Regions from separate parts of the Mus musculus genome. Here region 1 is linked to region 2. Evidence: chromatin loops called from intact Hi-C (ENCODE). Cell type or tissue: left cerebral cortex. All regions are shown on one strand. Each heading gives the region's core, and the rest is flanking DNA. Links, peaks and the distances in the headings are about the cores only. Region 1 has its middle 11 kb from the start of Gm31600. Region 2 holds the start of Gm46411 (a long non-coding RNA gene).

Region 1 (10,585 bases), core at 2,575-7,574, 53 kb before region 2:
GAAGGAAGGAAGGGAAGAAGGAAAGAAGGAAGGAAGGAAGGAAGAAAGGAAGGTAAGCCTGTCTCAACAAACATGCTACACTTGACCTCTGGTCCCTACATGTACATGGACCAGATAGCCTGCCTGTCTGTCTTAAGAAACCCCCTTTCTCAACCTGCATTGGGAGGGGGGGGGTCATCTTTCTTTTCTTTTTGTCTTTTGGTGGGTTGGTTTGGTTTGGTTTTTGAGACAGGGTTTCTCTGTGTAGCCCTGGCTATCCTGGAACTTGTTCTGTAGACCAGGCTGGCCTCAAACTCACAGAGATACCCTGCCTGGGCCTAGTTTAGTTTTTCTTGGTTTGTTCCCCATATGTTCCCCTTATGAGAAGCCACCCTCTGTGTGTCACCCCTGTAGACCTTGACAGGAAATTCAAAAGGGAATTCCAGCTTTGTGTTAACAGCCAAGCTCTATCTTCCAGAGCCAAGTTAGGGTTTCAGCTACAGTTGAGGTACTAACAGCATAGCTTCCCATGAACAGAGGGCAGGAGGTGTCTAGCAATGACCAAAACATAGGAAGGAGAATCTGTCCCCAGAGTCAGGAGAGCTAGGAAAAGGTGAGATAAGAAAAGGCTCTTGCCAGATATGGACACACACTGACCTTTAATTCCAGGACTGGAGAGGCAGAAGTGGTGGAGCTCTGTGAGTTCAAGGCCATCCTCCTCTACATAGCCAGTTCCAGGTCAGCCCCAGCCAGAGGCTACACAGTGAAATCTTGTCCAAAAAAATGCTGCATACATGAGACAAAAGGCGAAGTCCTAGACGGTCACTATGATTCTTTTGGAAGTACAGGTCCAAGAAATGAGAATAAAAGCATCAAAGGTTGGAGGTGTGAGAAGCTGCACTAAAGGTTTTTCAGTACCAGGACCCATTGGCAGGAAAGAAATCGTGAGGTGGACAGATTCGATCAATGGAGTCTTTGTGCTCTTCTGTTGTTTTGTTCTGTTTCGTTTTTATGAGACAGAGCCTGGCTGTGTAGCTCAAGCTGGCCTGGCATTCTTTACCCTCCTGCCTTGGCCTCTAAGTGTTAGGATTTGAAGGTTGTGCCCCAACAACTATCTTAATATGGGTCATAAGTGGTGCCATGCAGACATTTATCTGAAAGAGTACTTCACAGGTGTCCCTATGGGCACCCAGCCCCAAGGTCAACTATATGACCCATCTGACCAAGCTAAGCGGTGGACAAAGACCACCATCCATTTTAGTAAAATCTCGGGCAGTGGCAGTCCAGACTAGGAGTAGAATAAAGGCACTTAGGATAAAGTACTCAAGGGGTGTAAAGAGATAGAAACAATGCCTTTGATTGTGGAAATGTTGTTGAAGAATGGCAGACCAAAGAAAGACCCTGTGTGGAGTCATGTGCATATGGCCTACCAGACCACTCTCTCCAAGTTCTGTGACATCCCGTCCTGCCCATCATTCTACAAAGAGCACACTAGGATGGGCCTATCATTTGGATGATTTGGGGCACTGGGCAGTGGTAGCCTGTACACAGTACTAGGGAGTCATCCATTGGGGTTTACAGAGAGTTGATTCAACATCCCCCCCTGACCTGGAGATGAAAGCTAGGGATTCACAAGTCTCTTATATAACAATGCCAAATATGTCATAGAACTTACACAAAAACTACACATCCTCCTACATACTTTAGATCACCTCTAGATGATGTACACTACCTCGAACAATAGAGATGCCATTTAAGTCATTGGTATAGTATGTTGTAAAGGGAATAAGGACAAGAAAAAAAAAATCTGTTACATGTGTAGTAGAGAAAGTCATCACAGAGCTAACAGCACAGTACACAGCTACACAGGCACACATCCCAGACTCTGAGGATAGCTGTACTGCATCGCAGCATATTTACGCACATTAATATGTGTATTATAGATAAGGGATGTAGCTCAGATGTTGCATACATGGATTTGATCCTCGGCATCATTAAAAACAGGTGAATATAGTACCAGAAAAACAGCTCAGGCAGGAAGCAAGCACTGGGGGTTGAGGTCTATCCCTAGAACCTATGTTCAGAGCAAACAAGAAACGGGGCATGCGAATATGTGCCTTTAATCACAGAACTAGGGAACCAGAAAGCAGAAGACGTCTGTGATTCACTGGTCAGCCAGCCTAGCCACGGTGAGTCCCAGGCCAGCTAAGACCCCGATCTCAAAAAGAGAAAAACAAAAACAACAAAAATCAGGTGGACGGGGCCTGAGGAATGACTTCCAAGGTTGTCCTCTGGTTTCAACACACACTCACACACACAGGAAGGTGTACATTTTTGTGCATGTAGATACATGGACACATGCACACACATGAACACATGCATGCACACACACACACATACAGAGGCATGTAAGATATGTACTAAAATGTAACACGTTAATCTTATTCTCTATCACAAAGCTCCCTTCGCAGCAAACTTTTCCCCTTGCTTCTCTAACACTGAATTCCAGCCTCAGAGGCTACACCTGGGGATCTGGTTTGAACCAGGATGTGCGGCTTAGAATCCAGCCTGAGGAGTTGGGGGAGCGGGGATTGGAAGCTCACAAATGAGGAAGGTAGGACCTGGAGTCAGAAGAACAACAGAAGAGAGCTGGCTTCATTAAGTCAGCTTGGCTTCTGGCTCTTTTCCCACATGCACGTGCTCAGATGGAGTGTATTTCTCCTCAGCCCTAAGAACCAGATCTTTGCAGACCCACCTTTAGTTAGCCAATTGCCACCTTAGTCCCCGCCCCCAGCTTTAAAGAGGGAGTGGGATTTGTGCCTATTGGTTGGGCAGGAAAGCTGGAAAGCTTAGCTGTATTCACTGTACAACGTGCTTGCCACACATCCGGGAACTTGATTCTTTTTCAAGTCTTCATAGCTACTTCAACACAGTCAGGTTGCGTGGAAACTGCTTTTGACCAGAAGGGTTTTGCGGATAGCCATCCTTAGACAATTGTGATGTTCTATTTAGCACTATACCGTTTTCACTGAAAAGTCCATTGATAACGAATGGGCCAGATCAGTTTTTAAGGACCACTCTCCCTCCCAGAGGGCAGACCTCTATAGCAGCCTGTACCTGCTGGCCGGTCATCATGGGGACACAGGGATGACATGGCTCTCCTGCAAAGTTTGCAGGCATGTAGACCAAAGAGACTCAGAAATGTGGCGAGCAGGGATATAGGCTATTGCTTTCTCATTGGAAGATGTGTTTCCCACGTGTGCCATGAAGCAGACCAAGGAAGCTTGCAAGCCTTCCTAGAGTTCCAGGGAAAGGAGACTTTCTTCTCTCACTAACGCTTCCAATTCCTCCTTCCTTGGTCACTCAATAGCAAGCAGACTTTGGCTGTGGATTTACATTGGGCAAGTAACTCTGTCACACTCTTGGAGGTATATAGACTGCTTGTCCCGAGCTCATGGGATAGAGGGCAGTCATTTACAAAGATGGTTATAAGCCAATATAGAAGGGGTGGGACCCAGGAGAGCCCCAAATTCTGATTGAGCACATGAGAGCAGACCCTAAATGTGGCTAGAGGCAGAGCATTTAGTGTCAGGGAAGCCACTGGATGAAGTGGCTGCAACACCTATAGCCAGAACCTGATGACCTGAACAGTTCTCATGCCCCCGGTAGTGCTCTCAGATAGAACAGTAGACCAGCCACACAAATCCTCCTCATAGGCTCCTCCTACTTCAGAGAGAAGAGACCCACTAACGTGCACAGGGTAACAGCGAGTGACCAGGTGACCAGGGAGAACGGGGGAGGTGACAGGCTAATGAGAACACGGAAGGAAGAGCTTTGAAGAGGACGACTCTGTGTGCCACACTCTGACAGTCAAGCCCCATAGCTTCATCCTAAAGGTTGTATAGAGGGGTAGGGTGGAAGCCATGTGCTGACTGACTACTATGCCCACCCATTGGCTTTAGGGCTGTGGGTAGCATTGAGGCAATGGGGTCCCTACATGGCAAGGATCCGGTGTCTCCCCTTGAATATTCGAAATAAAGCCTGAGTTTCAAAGCTCCTAAAATGTATTATCAGTCTCTTCTGGGGACCATATGTTGCCACACTGTGCAGGTTCGAGGTGAGTCCGGGCACTTGCATCTCTGGTCTCGGTAGTCCTGTCTATAAAAAAAAAGGGAGGGTGGAAGGGGAAAGCAATGTCTTAAGGCTTACCTAAGTTACTTCTAGAAACATGTGTGCATCAGAACCATCAGTCTAGGGTTGTGAGCTACTGTACTACCTCAGTTCATACTACCCATCACCCACCCCTCCCACAGCCCTGCCTCCTTCCCTTCGGCTTTTTTGGCTTTTATGCTAGATTAACCCTCCTTCTTTGACAGTTCCATTTTGGGTTACTCTACAATTTCCTCTTCTTCCTCTCACTTCCTTGGAGTCCGTCAGAGCCCTCAGAAATCCCATCCATATGCCTGTGACACCAGCTATCACCTCAGTATACACTTGTCCTAAGCCTGGCTCTGACGCCCAACCTCCTCCCCTGCCCCCGCCCCCTCCCCCGCCCCTGCCCCCTGGACCTCACTCACTATCCCAGACTTGCAGGTCCCTTTCCATATCACATCAGCATCTCAGACCCTACTTGCCCTCTTCCCCAGACCTGTTCCTTCTTCACAGGGGCTCAGACAGCATCTTTCCCACTCTCCACCCACACTGAAGACTCTCCTCTCTCAAGCACTCTACCCCTGGGGGATGGGTTAAGCCCAGCCTGAAAGCTCAGCAGCAGCTCAAAGAATTGCTTCTTATTCTTTGTTTACCACGCCCACATCTTATTCTGCTCACTGCAGCTATGGCAACCCCCTCACAAGGATCTCCTTGCCTCCGGGATTTGTCTGTTATCTCTACTTCCCTTTGCTCAAGTCCCACCCACCACTGTAAATGGACCTCACACTGTTCAGAGTTGAGAAAAGCCACTCGGCTTCAACCCTCTCCATCTGCCACCCCACCAAGCATCCTTCCATATCTGCTGGCATCCTTGGTTCTCCTTTTGGCAGGCCTAATCCCTTCTTTCGACCCCCATGTTCCTCCTGCCTGTTATCTGTACTCCAGATCTTCCTCTCACCCACATTCGCCCCTCCCCTCTATGTTTCAATTCCCCCTCATCGTTATCAGGGGTCGATGCCAAAGGTGAAGGGATTTCCACCAGGCCCGGAATGTGCTAGTTGCCAGTGGCAAACTCCAAACTCTCATCTGGTACATAAGGTACACCCAGGGATCACAACGCATCTGAGAAAACCAGCAGTGGGAGGAAATTAGACCCTGGGGAAATAAGCTCAACAGGAAAGAGAAGAGTGTTAAATTAAGTATAATTAGTGTCTTGGGAGAGGTGTTCGAGGATGCTAAATCCATGAATGACTGGTTGCTCCGGAGAAGAAACCATCAGAGTGCCAGGAAACCTAACTCATAATTGTTCAATGAGACCTCGCCTGATGGAGACAGTCACAGAAGGCTGTCCTGGGTGAGGAGTCTAATGAACGGAAGGACAGGCTCATTGGCCCAAAATACAGTTCAAAGGTTAGAGGTCTGATGTGAGGTTGGCAAAGTAAGGGAGGCCTGATGAGATGGCCCAGCAAGTAAAGGCACTTGCCACCAAGCTGGACAACCTGAGTTTGAGTCCCAGGATATCACGTCACAAAAGGAAGGAACTGGCTCCTGAAAGTTGTCCTATGGCCTCTAGATGTACCGTGGCATTGTGACAGTCATGCAAATCAATTTTAAAGTGAAACAAAACAAAACATTTTCTTATGTTTGCTTGACTTTTGATACCGGGTTTCTCTTTGCAGCCCTGGATATCCTGGCGCTCACTTTGTAGACCAGGCTAGTCTTGAACTCATAGGGCTCTGCCTGCCTTCTGAGTGCACTACCACCACCTGGCTCAATTTTGTTTTTCTTTTAAAGAGAGAAAGAGACATGAAGGCATGAGGCTTGGGTCACTGCTGCTGGCTTACAACAACCCAGGACCAGGTAAGACCCAGAAGAAAAATACATTTTACAGTGAAGATTAAAGCCGTTTCATCTTTTGACCTAAAGTGGTTTTGAAATTAGTAAGTCATGTCCCAAAATACTGAAAAACCCATGGTAAGTAGCTACCATTTCCATTATTAGAAAAATTAAATAATTTGTTACCATTTCTTTCCTACCCCCCCCCCCCACCTAGAGACAAGATCTCACTGTGTAGCCCTGGTTGGCCTTGAACTTGCTACTCTCCTGCCCTTCCCTCCAAGTGACTGACAGACTGTACTCGCACATCTGGAGAGCATCCTTCAAATAACACTGTTTTCTTCATGCAAAACAAATGGACTCCCTTCTCAGTCTTTCAGATCTTCCCCTCTCTCTCTCTCTTGAGGAAACACACATAGCCTTTCAACCCCCATCACACATCCTTTCATCACGTGTGGCCCTCTCCACGGGCTCAACAGCCTGGCTGCTTGCAGGCTGTGCGTGATTCCTTTAGGAAGGTGGTCCAGCACACGCCCAGGGCAGGGCTCAGCAAACAAAAGTCGAGTGCATGAAAATTCTCTCTCTGCCACACCTCCACTGCCCTCGGGAGTGTGTGTGTGTGTGTCTGTCTGTTTGTCTGTCGGTCTGTCAGTCTATCCTGATCTGTTTTGTGTGTGTTTGTTCATGTTCTGATTTGGGGTGTGTGTGTGTCTGTGTGTGTGTGTGTGTGTGTGTGTCCTGATCTAGCACATCCCTGGGCTGAAAGGCTGTTCCAGGAAGAAGTCTGATTGGGCTCTGCTACAGGCAACCCCCCCCCCAACAGTTGCCAGGAGGGAGGAGGAAGAAAGTCTAAATGGGCAGCAACAACAGGAAGTAGAATCAGTCTCACAGAAGTACTAAGTAAGGAACCAGGCAAGAGCAGCCCCAAGGGCAGCCCCTGTTCACATTGAGAAAACAGCAGGATCCTGAAAAGCAGAGAGCCTTGCATTCTGCCCAGCTGGGAACCGGCCACAATCCAACCCACCCACAGCTGTCTGTGTATTTCTCTGTCTAAAATACCCAAATCCCTAAAAGGGAAGCCTTGGGGGAGAGGTTTGAGCATCAAATCCAATCAGGACCTTTGTGCTCCCAAGATAAACTGCAGGAGAAGGAGCCCAAAATGGCTGGAGTGCAGATCAAGGTCAATGCCACCTGGCTGAGTGTCCTCTCTCTAGGGTTAAGCTGCAAGATTGGAAGTTCACAATGAGAAAGGGCAGAGCAAGAGGTGAGGTCAGCTGACTACTCAGAGGTCCTGGAGAATGCTGGAGTTAAGAAATAAAAGTTGGCACCTACACTCTGAGAGGTAGCTCTAGCCACTACATGCCTTCTGCCATTCTGAGCATCCGTACCTCCCACAGGCCTTCCCTGATCCTTCACTAAGTGTCATTCTCCTGCCCCTTACTACCAAGCTGGGCCATATGAAACTGCCAACAGACATTGTGTTTGTCCTTAACACCCGGCCATTTCACTGGCCCAGTAAAATGCTTCAACAGAGTTCCGAAGGCAGAGTTTGTGCATTCTTTGTCCATTTCTTTGAAGGCCACGCCATGCAGGAGATAAAAGAAATACAAACCACAGAGACTGGTGGATCTGTGAATGTATTTTCTCCTTGCCAAGCAATTCACCCGGAGTTTCTTAGAAAGTTCCTCTACAGCCCTTAAGTAAAAATCAGTTTGCCAAATCTTTCATTATTAAAATAGGATCCTCCTGTAGTCCAGGTACAATAACTACACAGAGAGAAATGAAACAAACAAACAACAACAACAAAGAAAACAATGCTAATACCTTCTGGTATCACTCGTTAACAGACACACCAGGACAATCTCAAAAGGAGCTTACTGCTGGTCTCATTTCCAGAAAATGAAGGAATTCTTCTTATAGACTTTGGGGGGGAGGGATTGTTTGTTTGTTTGTTTGTGTGTATTGTAGTTGGGGTTTTTTTTTGTTTGTTTGTTTGGTTGGTTTGGTTTTGATTTTTTGAAAGAAGATTTCTCTGTGAAGCCCTGGCTGTCCTAGAACTAATTCTCTATCCCAGGCTGGCCTCAAATTCAGAGATCCACCTGCTTCTGCCTCCCAAGTGCTGGGATTAAAGCCACCACATCAGCTGTTACAGAGTAATTCTAAAAGCAACTCTTTAAAAAAAAGTTATAGCCATGCTATAGGCACTCAGGTGTTTAAAGCAGGAAGACCAAGAATTCAAAGGCCAGTCTGGTCTTTATAAGCAAGATCCTGATTCAAAACAAAATGAAACAAAACCAACCAGAGTCCGGTCTGATGATGTGTCCCTTCAATCAGCATTCAAGAGGCAGACACAGGAGGGTATGGGGGGACTTTTGGGATAGCATTGGAAATGTAAATGAGGAAAATACCTAATAAAAAAATATTAAAAAAAAAAAAAAAAAAGAAGCAGACAAAGGTGGCTCTCTACACTGACTGTTGGTCTGGTTTATAGAGTGAGCTCCAGTACAGCAAGGCTACGGTGCGACCACCTAACTCAAATACCAGCCACCATGAGAGACCTTTTCCCTTCTTCAACTGTGAGCCAAAATAAAACCTGGGCTCCTGTTCTGCAACCTCCTACAAAGTGATCTGACAGGTAGTCAGAACTGTGCCAGAACCATATCTCCTAAAATCTCTTTCTAGGAGATATGGTGTGTGGTCCAACCTCTGCAACAACCTCCAAGACACCCCCTCCCCATACCCTCTACCTACCAACCCTGCAGCTGGCTGGCACCAGGCTTCCAGTTTTTTTTTCTTTTCCCAGAATTAGGTTCCTAGGGAAAGTTCAATACCTTGGGGTTCATTGTTTCAAAGGTCTGAAAGTCCAAGGAGAAGAACAAAGGTTCTTCTACGGCATCTTCATTCTTGCTAGAATGGCTACAGCTTGGCCTAGAACTTTTTGCAGTACTTGCCACTAGTTTGTTCTAAGAGCTTGATGGTCCCACCTACAGGCACTGTGCAGAACTTCCTAGGAATTCCACACCACACGTGGGACATCCCTGAGTCTTAAAGAGTTGCTGGGCAGGAAATGGGGCAGTATTTGCAAAGCAAGCTTTAAAAGAGAGTGGTCTCTGTCTGAGTTATCAAACTAACAAAAGAATGAAGGCCAGGTCTGACCTTTTACCTACACCTGTGGGACAGGACTGGATGTGAAAGACGAATCATGGTGGGGTGTCTCCAGCTCCCCAGAAATGGCCACAGAGCTACTGTTTAATATACAATCTCATATGCAGAAAAGATGGGCCCTACATAGACAGGCAGCATTTACACAGTGACCCATCTGTCCAAAGCTCTAAACTTAACATAATTGCCCTCAACTTTGTCTCCCAAGAGTTATAGTTTAAAGAGATATGAGAAAATCATTCACGAAAATGGCAGAACCAACCTATAAGCCCAGAAAACATAAAGAGCTGTTATTAGGAGTGATGACAGAAACAAACCGTGAAGATGGCTGATGGTGATCAGGACCTGGGATAATCTGGGATACCAATGACAAGGTCACTAGACCAATCACTCATATTTGAGCACCAAGGCCAACTCTACTTTCATGTGTTCTCTTCCCCAAGGGAATTTCCAGCCTTCCTTCAAAGAAACTCCTGCAGCAGTGGGTGTTGAAGACTCAGTGGGTGAATGAATGAATGACAGGATCTTGGATTGGTGTGTATCTTAGTTACTTTCTATTGCTTTGATGAGACACCAGGACCAAGGCAACTTATAGAAGAGTTTACTGGGGCTTAGAGTTCCAAAGGAAGAGTCTATGACCATTGTGGCAGGAAGTATGGCAGCAGGCAGGCAGACATAGTGCTGGAGCAATAGCAGATAGCTTACCTCTTGTGACAACACTAGACATAGAGTGTGACCTGGGAATAATGCAAGTCTTTTGAAACTTAAAAGTCCACCCTGAGTGACACACCTCCTTCAACAAAGCCACACCTCTTAATCCTTCCCAAACAGTTCCATCAGCTGGAAACCAAGCATTCAAATACATAAATCTATGGGAGCCATTCTTGTCCAAAAGACTACAGTATGTTTGTTTGTTTGTTTGTTTATCTGGTTAGCTTTGTTTTGTTTTGGTTTTTGGTTTTTGTTTTTGTTTTTTGTTTTTTGATTTTTGTTTTTGTTTTGTTTTGTTTTCTGAGACAGGGTTTCTCTGTATAGCCCTGGCTGTCCTGGAACTCACACTGTAGACCAGGCTGGCCTTGAACTCAGAGATCTGCCTACTTCTGCCTCCCAAGTTTAGGGCTTAAAGGCATGTGTGGCAATGCCCCACTGGACAGTCCATTTATTTAACTTATGCTCATTTTATTCCAGTTCTACAGTCACTTCCAAATATAGGTACAAATTCTTTGATATTTTGTTCTTCAAAAGGTGGAGTCTAATTCTTCTCCCATTAACTCCCATTAAGAATAAGTGGTAGCCAGGCGTGGTGGCGCACACCTTTAATCCCAGCACTCAGGAGGCAGAGGCAGGTGGATTTCTGAATTCGAGGCCAGCCTGGTCTACAAAGTGAGTTCCAGGACAGCCAGAGCCATACAGAGAAACCCTGTCTTGAAAAAAAAAGGGGGGGGGATATTTAGTC
Region 2 (10,585 bases), core at 3,487-8,486:
AAATAATAATAAAACATCCCAGTATTCCCACCAATGGAGAGCAAGTTTGAAGATGGAGCAGGGAGGTCAGTTTGAGATTGTCTGGGAAAGTGCACACACACGTGAACACATGGACTACATACCCTTGATAGCAGCTTAGCCGCTATATCTGGCTGGCCTTGAATTCATTATGTAGACCAGACTGGCCTTGAACTCACAGAGCTCTGCCTGCAACGACCTCCAGAGTGCTGGGATCAAAGGTATTTGCCACTACCCCTGGCAAAAGATGACATCATACGCTCATTTTTGATGACACAGCTGTTCTGGAACACTGGTTTGGCATTCCTTGGGAATTTCTGACATTTTTCAGGAGTTTTCATCATGACATTAAGATATTATTTGTATTATCCCTTTGCGTTCCCAGGCTTTTCCAGATGTGTGATGTGTGCTATTGCAACAGACTGAGCACAGCCAGCTAGCAATTCAGAGATTTTCAGAAAAAGTTAAATAAAGTCGGGCCATTCCTCTCATTAACTTTTTGTGGGAAAATAGTTATTTTTGTAAAAATAGATATTTATATTAACACACGATGAGTTACTATTTTTAGTTGAGTGAATAATTACTTATATTTCTAAGCTTTGCCTTTTAATACATTACCCATTTGTATAACATACAGGAGCTATTTGGAGTCCTGTTCAATAATCATAAATGTTCAAGAGTCTTGAGACCAACACATCTGATAATCCTGTGTCGGTCATGTGCTCACCATATACTATGTTGATCTGGGATATTAATTACAATATACAAAACAAAAGCTGGGTATATAGCCTAGTGGTAATGTACTGACTTAGCATGCCCGAGGGCAGGTTCGGTCCTGATTCAGCATTGCAGAATAGCAAAACTCAAAGCAAAATAGTCCACAATGCACAAAATGGCTGTGGTTCCTGAAAAGTGTGTGATACTGTGACCACCAACCAGCCCAAATCTGCAGGATTGCTTTCAACAGCTTGACATCTCTGCTTTGCCTATTGATATACCCATCTGATGGGCATTCATGTAACACAGTTACAGCATTTAACAAATGAGAGAAGGCGGCTCTGCCTTTATGGAACTTACAGCCTGTCGGTTTTATCAGGATCAGCACATACAGCTGGTATCTGTGTCTGTGGAACTGGTAGGTTGAGACTCTTCCCCATGGGCCACGCGCTGGGAGGAGTGTCCTCTGCAGTTTAACTTACTCAGCATGCCGACCCTATAGTAGGAGTAAGTGGTCATATGTCTGCTGGGTGAAGACATGGAAATAAGTAGGGACAGCTAATCGGGGATAGAGTACTTGCCTAGGTTGTGTGGGGCCCTGCCTTTCATCCTCAACACAGTGATGAGGAAATGGGAGGCAGAATCTGTGCATTTTTACAGCGCATTTGTTTTAGGTAGTCTGTTGGAGTTCCCATTTACCAGTTCCCACATCCTTTTTAGAGAAAGCATCACCCAGGTGGTAATGTTTGCGTCTCACAACATGGTATATTTCAACCATGTTCTGGCACGGATCAGAGAGAGCAAAGGAGGAGAAACCTCTGCCACAGCCAGGCTGGGAACCTTGCTCGGCAAAAGCGGCAGGTGCACCAGGGTAGCATTATCCAAAAGGACCAAATGCAGGAAAAGATGCAGGCAACCAAGAGTACCGCCCAAAGGGGCACTGCCCGAGGAGGCACGGCCCCATGTGATGCTAGGCTCCAGGAAACCCTCACAGCAAGGCCTGCATCTTAGGCCATCTTTACCTGCCTCGGCCAGGTCAGGTGTCAAATCACTTTGTCCTTTGTCAAGGCAATTGTTTAAAAGTGTCTGTTAGAGGTAACCTTCCTGGAGCTGTAACTGACTTTATTGATTTTCTTGAAATAGTGTCTAGCTCTAAACTCAAACTGGTCTGGAACTGGCTAGGTAGCCTGGGCTGGCCCCACACTCCCAGCCATCCTCCTACCTTAGCCTCCCAAGTGTAAAGATTATGGTAGAGAGGCCCACAAGCTGGGCCTGTAAGTGATTTTTATTTGTAAGGTTTATTTGTACGCAAGACCAGTAAGCTTTGCTCACTCGGACTTTTCCTAGTACTGTCCCATCGGTTTTTGTTTGTTTGTTTGTTTGTTTCTATTTGTTTCTTTCCGGTCCCACAGGAGCCTCCTCTGACCTGTTTCTCTACCATCTTCCTTCCTTCTACTTTCTCCCTGCTAGAGAACATTCTCCATCAGTGAAGGAAAGGCACAGTGACTTATGATCATGCCCAGTGTGGTGACTACTTTGTGTATTAACCCCAAATACAGTTGATATTTGCAACCGAAACCTATGTGACCTACACTCTTTCGGTGCCTTCCAGAAGTCTAAGGAACCAGGATAAGTCCTCAGTGGAAAGCTCACAGGTGCACACGTATTTGCAACAAGGCTCACTGGGGGGGTTGGAATCAGGGCATGCGCTTGCCTGAGTTAGTCAGAAACACCCTCTTCAGCTGGTATCTTTCTTTCATTTGAAACACTGGCAGCAGGTGCCGAAGGATGTAGCCAAGACCGTAACTGGCGGTAGTAGAACCATCCGATAAGAACCATTCCTCAGACCTCTAAGCTCCGAGAATACAGTTTCCTCTGGATGCTCACCTGGGCTGGTAGCTCCCTGGTAGAACATGGATGTTAGGCTGTGGAAATTCATCTCTGTACCCTCTCACCTCCCCCAAAAGACCAATTCCTGAACCGGGACTGGTGTACAAGCTACTCGGGAGACTGAGGCAGCACAAATTGCACATTGAAAGCCAGCTTGAGCTACTATAATGTGAGTTCCTGGCTAACTTGGGCAATATAATTAAGGCTGGGTCTCAAAAATGATACATAGTAACTAAAATGGGTTAGGGCTATAGTTGAGTGGTAGAACACTACTAGCATGCTCCAGGCAGACTCTGTTCAGAGCCCTATATCCTTATGTTTAAGGATAGAGAGACGAGGACACTCCTCAGACTGACGTAGTTCACCAACTAAGCCCCCCATGTACCCTCTCTCCAGTGGCTCCTCTTCTGAAAGTTCAGTGACTCTGGCAGCCGGGCACTCTCTGCCTCTCAGCGGCAGATCTGATGCCCAGCTTATCAGCTCTTCCCTAACCTTTGTCCTGCTGGCGTGGTAAAGTTTGGGTGCATTGAAGAGGCAGAAAAACAGTACACCCCTGTTCAAGCAGTCCTCCCTTGCCTTCCGCAGCCCTCTCCCGTTCTCTCCATCCCAGTTTAAATAAGAATCTGACCCCACGATTCCTGCATCTCATGTCCTGGAGAATACTTGTCAGGAGGAAGAACGGGAACACAGCCATGTGTGTTTGTAACTGGCAAGAGGTTGTGGCGACTTGACCCTCCCCCATCTCCCGTCCCCCCACCCCACCCCGCCCTGTCCCCGTTTCTACCACCTCAGCAAATTGATGTGAGCTTTTCCCTTACAGTTCGAATGTTGGCGGCAGCCTGCTCTCTTGCATTCTTCAGGGTCAGGTACTCACACAGAGAGAATGGTATTCAGCTGGCTTTTGTAGTTCAAGGTCATCTGAACAGAATAAGTTATACTTAGTATACTGACTTAGCGACGACCCCTTGTGAAAGGTTCAACATCACTATTTCAGATAGGGACTGTGTAGAGAGGTGGGCTATGGGGGGGGGGTGATTTCTGAACGGAATACTGTGTTGGTTCACACTTTAGAACAAGGTGATAAGAGCAGGGACTTTAGAATGTCACAGCCTCACTCTGTGACCTTGGTGACTTAATCTCTCTAAAACCTCTCTTCCATAAGTGGGGCATCCTGTGTACCTCAAAGGGTGATCTCAAGGGTTAAATGAGATCATGTAGGCTAATCACTTGGCTCAAATTTAAGCCAGGGTTTTTAGTACGCACGTGCACATTTATTCTTAATCAACTTCCTGATCCAAATCTGTGGATGGTGGTGCCCACGTGCATATGGCGAGGGCATGGAGGGATCTCACTATTTAGCCTGGGGTACACATGGCCACATTCCTAGCATGTGGCAGCGCAAAGCAGGAGGATCATAGGTTGCAGGCCATCCTAGGTTACAAAGCCAGATTTGCAGGAAGGGGGATCCTGGGGTCTGGGGCTCAGTAAAGCACTTGTCTAGCTGGCGGAAGAGCCTAGTTTCAAGGTTCAACATTATCAGTATCTTTGGATGCTTAGAAAATGGATGGGAAGCCGGGCAGTGGTGGCGCACGCCTTTAATCCCAGCACTTGGGAGGCAGAGGCAGGAGGATTTCTGAGTTTGAGGCCAGCCTGGTCTACAGAGTGAGTTCCAGGACAGCCAGGGATACACAAAGAAACCTTGTCTCAAAAAAAAAAAAAAAAAAAAAATCAACCCCCTCCAAAAAAATACATTAAAAAAAGAGAGAGAAAGAGAGAGAGAGAGAGAGAGAGAGAGAGAGAGAGAGAGAGAGAAAAGAAGGAAGGAAGGAAGGAAGGAAGGAAGGAAGGAAGGAAGGAAGGAAGGAAATGGATGGGAAACAGCCAGGGAAATAGAAGCAAAGCCTTAAGGAATGTGGTACCTCTGGAAAACTGCTGACACAGGCCGCCAGACAGGCCCTTCTAGGCACCTTGGTGGACGGTTTACACTTTCCTGCAACCCCAGAGCAGGCATCACCTCCTTTCCCCCCCTAACCTTTTAAACACTGTGTAGGATGCAACCAAAACCCACAGTACTTGGCAGAGCTCAGGGACTCTGTCCCATTGCTGTACCTCCTATGACCGAGAAGGCGAATCATTGCCAGCACAGAGCCACGAAGCCTTATCAGTCACTTACTGCCCCTATGTCATTGGATGCTTTCAGATTCAACACAGCGAGAAGACCTCTCAACCTCTGCAGTCAGGGCTTCCGTGTCTAAGTCTCTGTCTTGCCATTTGAAGGAGCTTCAGCAAGTGAGACCAGGTCTCAGAACGTGGAGTGCTCTGTTAGATGACTAAGGCTCATCACACACTGCAAGCTCTTTCTGTGTTTGAGAACATCTTTCTGAGTTTTTTTTTTTTTTTTTTTTTTTTTTTTTTAAAGTAGTGCTGAAGATGGAACACAGCCCCACCAACATTCTGGGCACAGGCCCTCTGCCACTGAGCGACACACCCAGCCCTCAATCCTTCTCCATCCAGATGGCAGCACCTCTGTCAGGCTGAATACCTAGGACACTGCCCTAAATTTACCATAATTCCCAGACTCAGGATTTTGTTGTTGGTGTTGTTGGTGTTGTTTTGGCTCTTCCTGCATGGAGCCACACCTATGTATTGTTCAGAAATGCAGCTTACTTTCCAGGATCCTTTACAGCCTGTCTGTGACACAGCTGCCCCTCAGCTCTGGTGGCTGCACCTGCTTGGCTCCCCTGCAATGTCAGAGACTGAGAACCCAGCATCAAGCCTCCTTTCGCTTCCGGTGTGCCTCTTCCTGAATGAGTCGGATCTTCTTCTTTAGTTCCCTCTCTCATCTCAAGGGCCACATCTAACAGAATGCTTTCTCTATGAATCAAAATGACTTTGGTTTAATTAAATGCCTTCCACAGAACTCAGGGCGGGGGGGGGGGGGTGTTGTTTTTGCCTTTTTTTTTTTTTTAACAAATTTGGAGCCTTCATTAGAAAGTGAAAGTAGATGTTAATCCTTTTAAAATATGAACCAGCAAGTCATTATCATTACACACACACACACACACAAGAGAAACTTAGTTCAAATGAGCAAAGATGCTTGAATCCTGTCACCTTTTCATCTTTGCCCAGGATAACGTTGTTATAGTGCCTTTACTTTACACTACATAACTCCTGCTAAACTCCTTAGGTAGGAGATATAATTGGCTTTTCCTTGAGAGAAGGGGAGTCACGAAGTGTGTCTGAGCAAGTCTCTGGCAAATCCCCTGGGTACTGAATAATGAAGCCTGTCTAGCTCCCAGAGTCCAGCTCTTCTCACTTTCCTTTGAACAAGGCCAGCCCATTGCTCTTTTTCAGCCCAGCTCTGGTGTTGGGGGTGGGGGTGGGAGTGGGAATCCAGTGGCCAGAGACTAAAGGGAGCTTCAAAGAGCCACGGAATCTGGTCTTCAAAAGAAAGCGTGCTCAAAGAGTTGAATGGTCCCCAGCTTGAGGACTGGTGAGTTCCTTAGGTGTGCCACAAGTGGAAGTGTGCATCTGTGGCTAATTGAAGTTCTCAGAATAATCCCTGCCCCAGGACACACACCCCACCCCCTGTGACTGGAGGGAGTGCTCAGATAAGAGCCCCCAGGCCTACATTTTACCCTTTGACTGGGATGGGCTATCATCCTTCACAGCTCACACACACAGCAAAGCCCCCTGTGCTCCCTGGCACAGGAAAGAAGTCTTTCCACATCACAGGAGCCAAACCCCAGGAGTTCTGAGGGCTGAGAACTTTGCCCTTGTAAACTGCTTTGGTAAAGAACTCAAAGGCAGGAGAGTGCGATAAGGAAACTGCTCCACATTGTTTTATAGTCTTAGCATTCACCCGGTTCCTGTAGTGTTCTGTATTCTTCTACTTGAACCATAGAAGCCAAGCGTATCCCTCCTCCCACCAGGCTGGAACATCCCATTTACCCAGTCTTGGGCTCTGTTGTGTGCCCGCAACATTCTGAAGTACAGTCTACATCTTTGAGTAAAATATCTGCTGAATCTGTCATTGGCTTCAACATTCACATTGGCAGGGGTTTTCTTTGAGGTTTTTTTTTTTTTTGGTTTTTGTTTTTTAATTGGGTGGAGGTGTGCGTTAGTACAACTTTTACCAGCTTAACTAGTTTTAAGTGTAGAGGTCACCATATGGAGAACACTCACACCTATTGTGAAACCATCACCAATATCCAGCCCCACAATCCTTTTCGTCTTCCCAATCTGAAACTGTCCTGAAATAATACTAACTTCCAATTTCTCCAACTGTAACCTCCCAGCAACCTCCGTTCTGCTTCCTCTTTCTAGGAGTCTGACTGCTCGAAGAACCTTCTGTAGGTAGAACCATACTGTATCTATTGTTAGCAGAATGTCCTCGGGGCTGATCGATTCAGAGTGTGTGTCAGAGTCAACCTCCCCAACCCTGTTTCTTTTGTGCTTTTGTGGTTTTGTGGTTGTGTGTGTGTGTTGCTAGTATCAAACACAAAACCTTGTGCTTACTAGACAACGTATTCCTTCAGTGAGCTACAACCCCAGCAACCTCCTTACTACCTAAAACCAAGCAGTCTCCCATGGAAGGAGAGGGTTTAGCAGTTAATAACACTTGCTGCTCTTCCTGAAGACATAGGTTCAATTCTCAGTGCCCACATGGCAGTCACAACCACCTGTAACTCCAGTTCCAACAGATCTGACACTCTATTCTGCCCTCCATTTGGCGTCAGGCGCACATGTGGTGTGCAAACATACACGCAAGGCGAAACACCCACACACATAAAATAGAAATAAATCTTTAGTGGTGCATACCTTTAATCCTAAAACTCAGGAGGGAGAGGCAGTGAGATCCTGTCTCAAAAAAGCAAGACAAATGAAAAAGTATTCTATAATTTGCATTTTTCAGTCTATTCATTCACCCATCAACAGAATTTTGGCTACTGTGCCCAATGCTGCTATCAGCATAACCGTACAGACAATTTTTCAACACCCTGTTTTCAGTTCTTCAGGGGATATACACAGAAGTGTCATTGCTAAATCATATGCCAGTTCTATTTTTAATCTTTCAAGGAACTACCAACCTTTTTCCATTCTGACCGGCACAGACGAGCAGTTTTTCCACGCCCTCGACACACTACCTCCTGATTGTTTGGACAGTAGGGCATCTGAAAGGTGTCAACTCCAGTATCATTTGTTTTTTTCTTGCCCAGTTCTTATTGTTTTAACTATAGATTTGTAGTCATTTTTACTAAAATTTTGATGCATTTGTTTATTGTAGTGTATGTGGGGGTGGTGGTGATGGGGGGGCCGTCAAAAGGACAACTTTCAGGAATCAGTTTTCAACTTTTAGCGTGATTCATATAGATCATGTTCCTTAGATCAAAATCAAGATGTCAAGCTTGGCAGCAAACACCTTGACCCGCTAAGCAATCTTGCCAGCAGGCTTCATAATGTCTTAATATCTAGTATCTCTTCTGTCTATATAGTTCTTTAGTAAAATTGTTTTTATTTACTTTTGTTGTTCTGTTGTTATTGTTTTTAACAGCATCTCTCTGTCTAGCCTTAAAACTTTTTATTTATTTATGCTTATGTATGTGTGGATGGGTGGGGGTCAAAAGACTGTGAGCTCATTCTTATCCTATGGGATCTGACGAACAAACTCAAGTCCTTAGATTTGATGGTGAGCACGTTTACCCACTGAGCTATCTCACTAGCTCCACCCAGCTGGCCTCAGAATCCCAGCTCTCCTGCCTCAGTCTTCCAAGGAGTATACTACCATGCCCCTCACCATGCCTAGCCCCTCATCAAAATATTATTTGCTATATCCTCATTTATTTGTTTCAGATGCACCCAAGAATTGTTTTTTACATCTCTATATTTTATAGGAATTTTGTCTATATACTTTTGAAGTTTTGGTTGGGATTACCTTTATCGTAACAATTTAGAATGCACATTTTAAAAAAATAAATTCTTTTTTTTTTATTTTTAGTTTTGTATATGGGTGTGGGTGTAGGTATATAGAGACCAGGTGTGGGTGTAGGCATATAGAGACCAGAGGCCAACGCTTGGCAGTTACTTTTCTCTGACCATGTGAGTCTTAGAGATCAAATGAAGGCCGTCATACACGGCTGGAAGTGCTTTGACCTGCTGAAGCATCTCTCCAGCCCTACGATGTACTTTCTTATTTTTTTTTAAAGACTTATTTTATTTATATAAGTACACTGTAGCTGTCTTCAGACACACCAGAAGAGGGCATTGAGTCCCATTATAGATGGTTGTGAGCCACCATGTGGTTGCTAAGAATTGAACTCAGGACCTCTGGAAGAGCAGTCAGTGCTCTTAACCACTGAGCCATCTCTCTAGCCCTATGATGTACAAAAAAAAAAAAAAAAAAAAAAAAGATAGGGTCTTACTCTGTAATCCTAGCAGGTCTGAATGAATATTTTAAAAACGCAATTCTAATTTTCCCCTCTCAATCTTCTGTTAACTCTCTGGACACATACATTTATGTTTCTTTTTTTTTTTATTTTCCTGGTTACACACAAACAATGCTAAAACTTTGTTGCTTTGTGCATGGGCTTTAAAAAATTGTGTATTTTATTTATTTATTTATTTGTTTGTTTGTTCGTTTGTTTGTTTGTTTGTTTGTTTAATGCATATGAGTATACTGTAGCTGTCTTCAGACACACCAGAAGAGGGCATCAGATCCCATTACAGATGGTTGTGAGCCACCATGTGGTTGCTGGGAATTGAACTCAGGACCTTTGCAAGAGCAGTCAGTGCTCTTAACCACTGAGCCATCTCTCCAGCCCAAAATTGTGTATTTTTTGACAGTCAGTGTTTTTAAGATGAAAACTCTATGTGGTGTGTATAAGAGAATGTTATAATTGTCCTCTCCTTTCTTTCTTCTGTCTGTCTGTCTGTCTGTCTGTCTGTCTTCCTTTTGTTTTTCCATCTGTATGCTTGTTGCGATAGAGTCTCTCTGCATAGGCTGGCTGTCCTGTAATCCAATATTTAGACCAGGCTGGCCTCAAACCCACAGAGATCCTCCTACTTCTGTCTCCCAAATACTAGAATTACGGATGGCTAATTGTCCACTTTGTAAAGCAAAACAATGCTATATTGAAAGGAAGATGATTTTTTGCAGGCAAGAAGACTCTGTGTGTGTGTGTGTGTGTGTGTGTGTGTGTGTGTGTTGATAATGATCTTGTCTTGCTCTGTAGCCAAGACTAATTTGGGCTTGTAATAAAAGTATTTTTTTCTTTTTTTTCTTTTCTTTTATTAGGTATTTTCCTCATTTACATTTTCAATGCTATCCCAAAAGTCCCCCATACCCACCTCCCCAATCCCATACCCACCCACTCCCCCTTTTTGGCCCTGGCGTTCCCTGTACTGGGGCATATAAAGTTTGCAAGTCCAATGGGCCTCTCTTTGCAGTGATGGTCGACTAGGCCATCTTTTGATACATATGCAGCTAGAGACAAGAGCTCCGGGGTACTGGTTAGTTCATATTGTTGTTCCACCTATAGGGTTGCAGTTCCCTTTAGCTCCTAAAAGTATTTTTCCAAGTACTTACATTACAGGTGTGTACTCCCAGGTCCAGTGAGAACTGGGTTTAAATCTCAGGTCTGCTACTCACCAGATGCATGACCTGAAGAAGACATGAGTCCATTGCTTGGTATGCTAGCCTCCAATAAATTGTGGCTACTACTGTTAGAGTTCTCTTTATTTCCATTATTTTGTTTTGTTTTGTAGTCACACAATGATATGACCAAGAATTAATGGTAACATTAACTTTTTCTTCCCAATATTTCTATCTCTTAATTCTGATTCATGTCTTCTTGAGTTAACCAGAAAAGCCAGCAGTGCGATGCTGTGGAGTTATGCTGACTTGGTCTTGTGAGGTATTCTATTTTGGAAAGAAATGCAGTAACTGTTCACTGTAAAGTAT

The links. A loop is a pair of places that touch in the nucleus more often than their neighbours do. Peaks named below come from ENCODE experiments on the same cell type or tissue, not always from the same donor. Only the 100,000 strongest peaks of a DNase experiment are listed, where the experiment ranks them.
Region 1: it touches region 2 in a loop (1.9-fold over the local background); 2 of 42 quality-filtered maps call a loop at or near these places.

What each region holds. Positions count from the first base shown.
Region 1 is chr13:37,744,896-37,755,480 of GRCm38, forward strand. No RefSeq gene overlaps it. Among named protein-coding and RNA genes, the nearest start is that of Gm31600, 11 kb to the right of the region's middle. In left cerebral cortex, for the core only: no CTCF peak of the experiment used is centred there; DNase peaks (open chromatin) are centred at 4,795, 6,448, 6,892 and 7,330.
Region 2 is chr13:37,796,496-37,807,080 of GRCm38, forward strand. Gm46411 (a long non-coding RNA gene) reads right to left here and starts at 3,082. Exons shown (of 3, transcript XR_003950624.1): 1 at 3,011-3,082; 2 at 1,096-1,231. It also overlaps a transcript of Rreb1 not described here. In left cerebral cortex, for the core only: no CTCF peak of the experiment used is centred there; no DNase peak of the experiment used is centred there.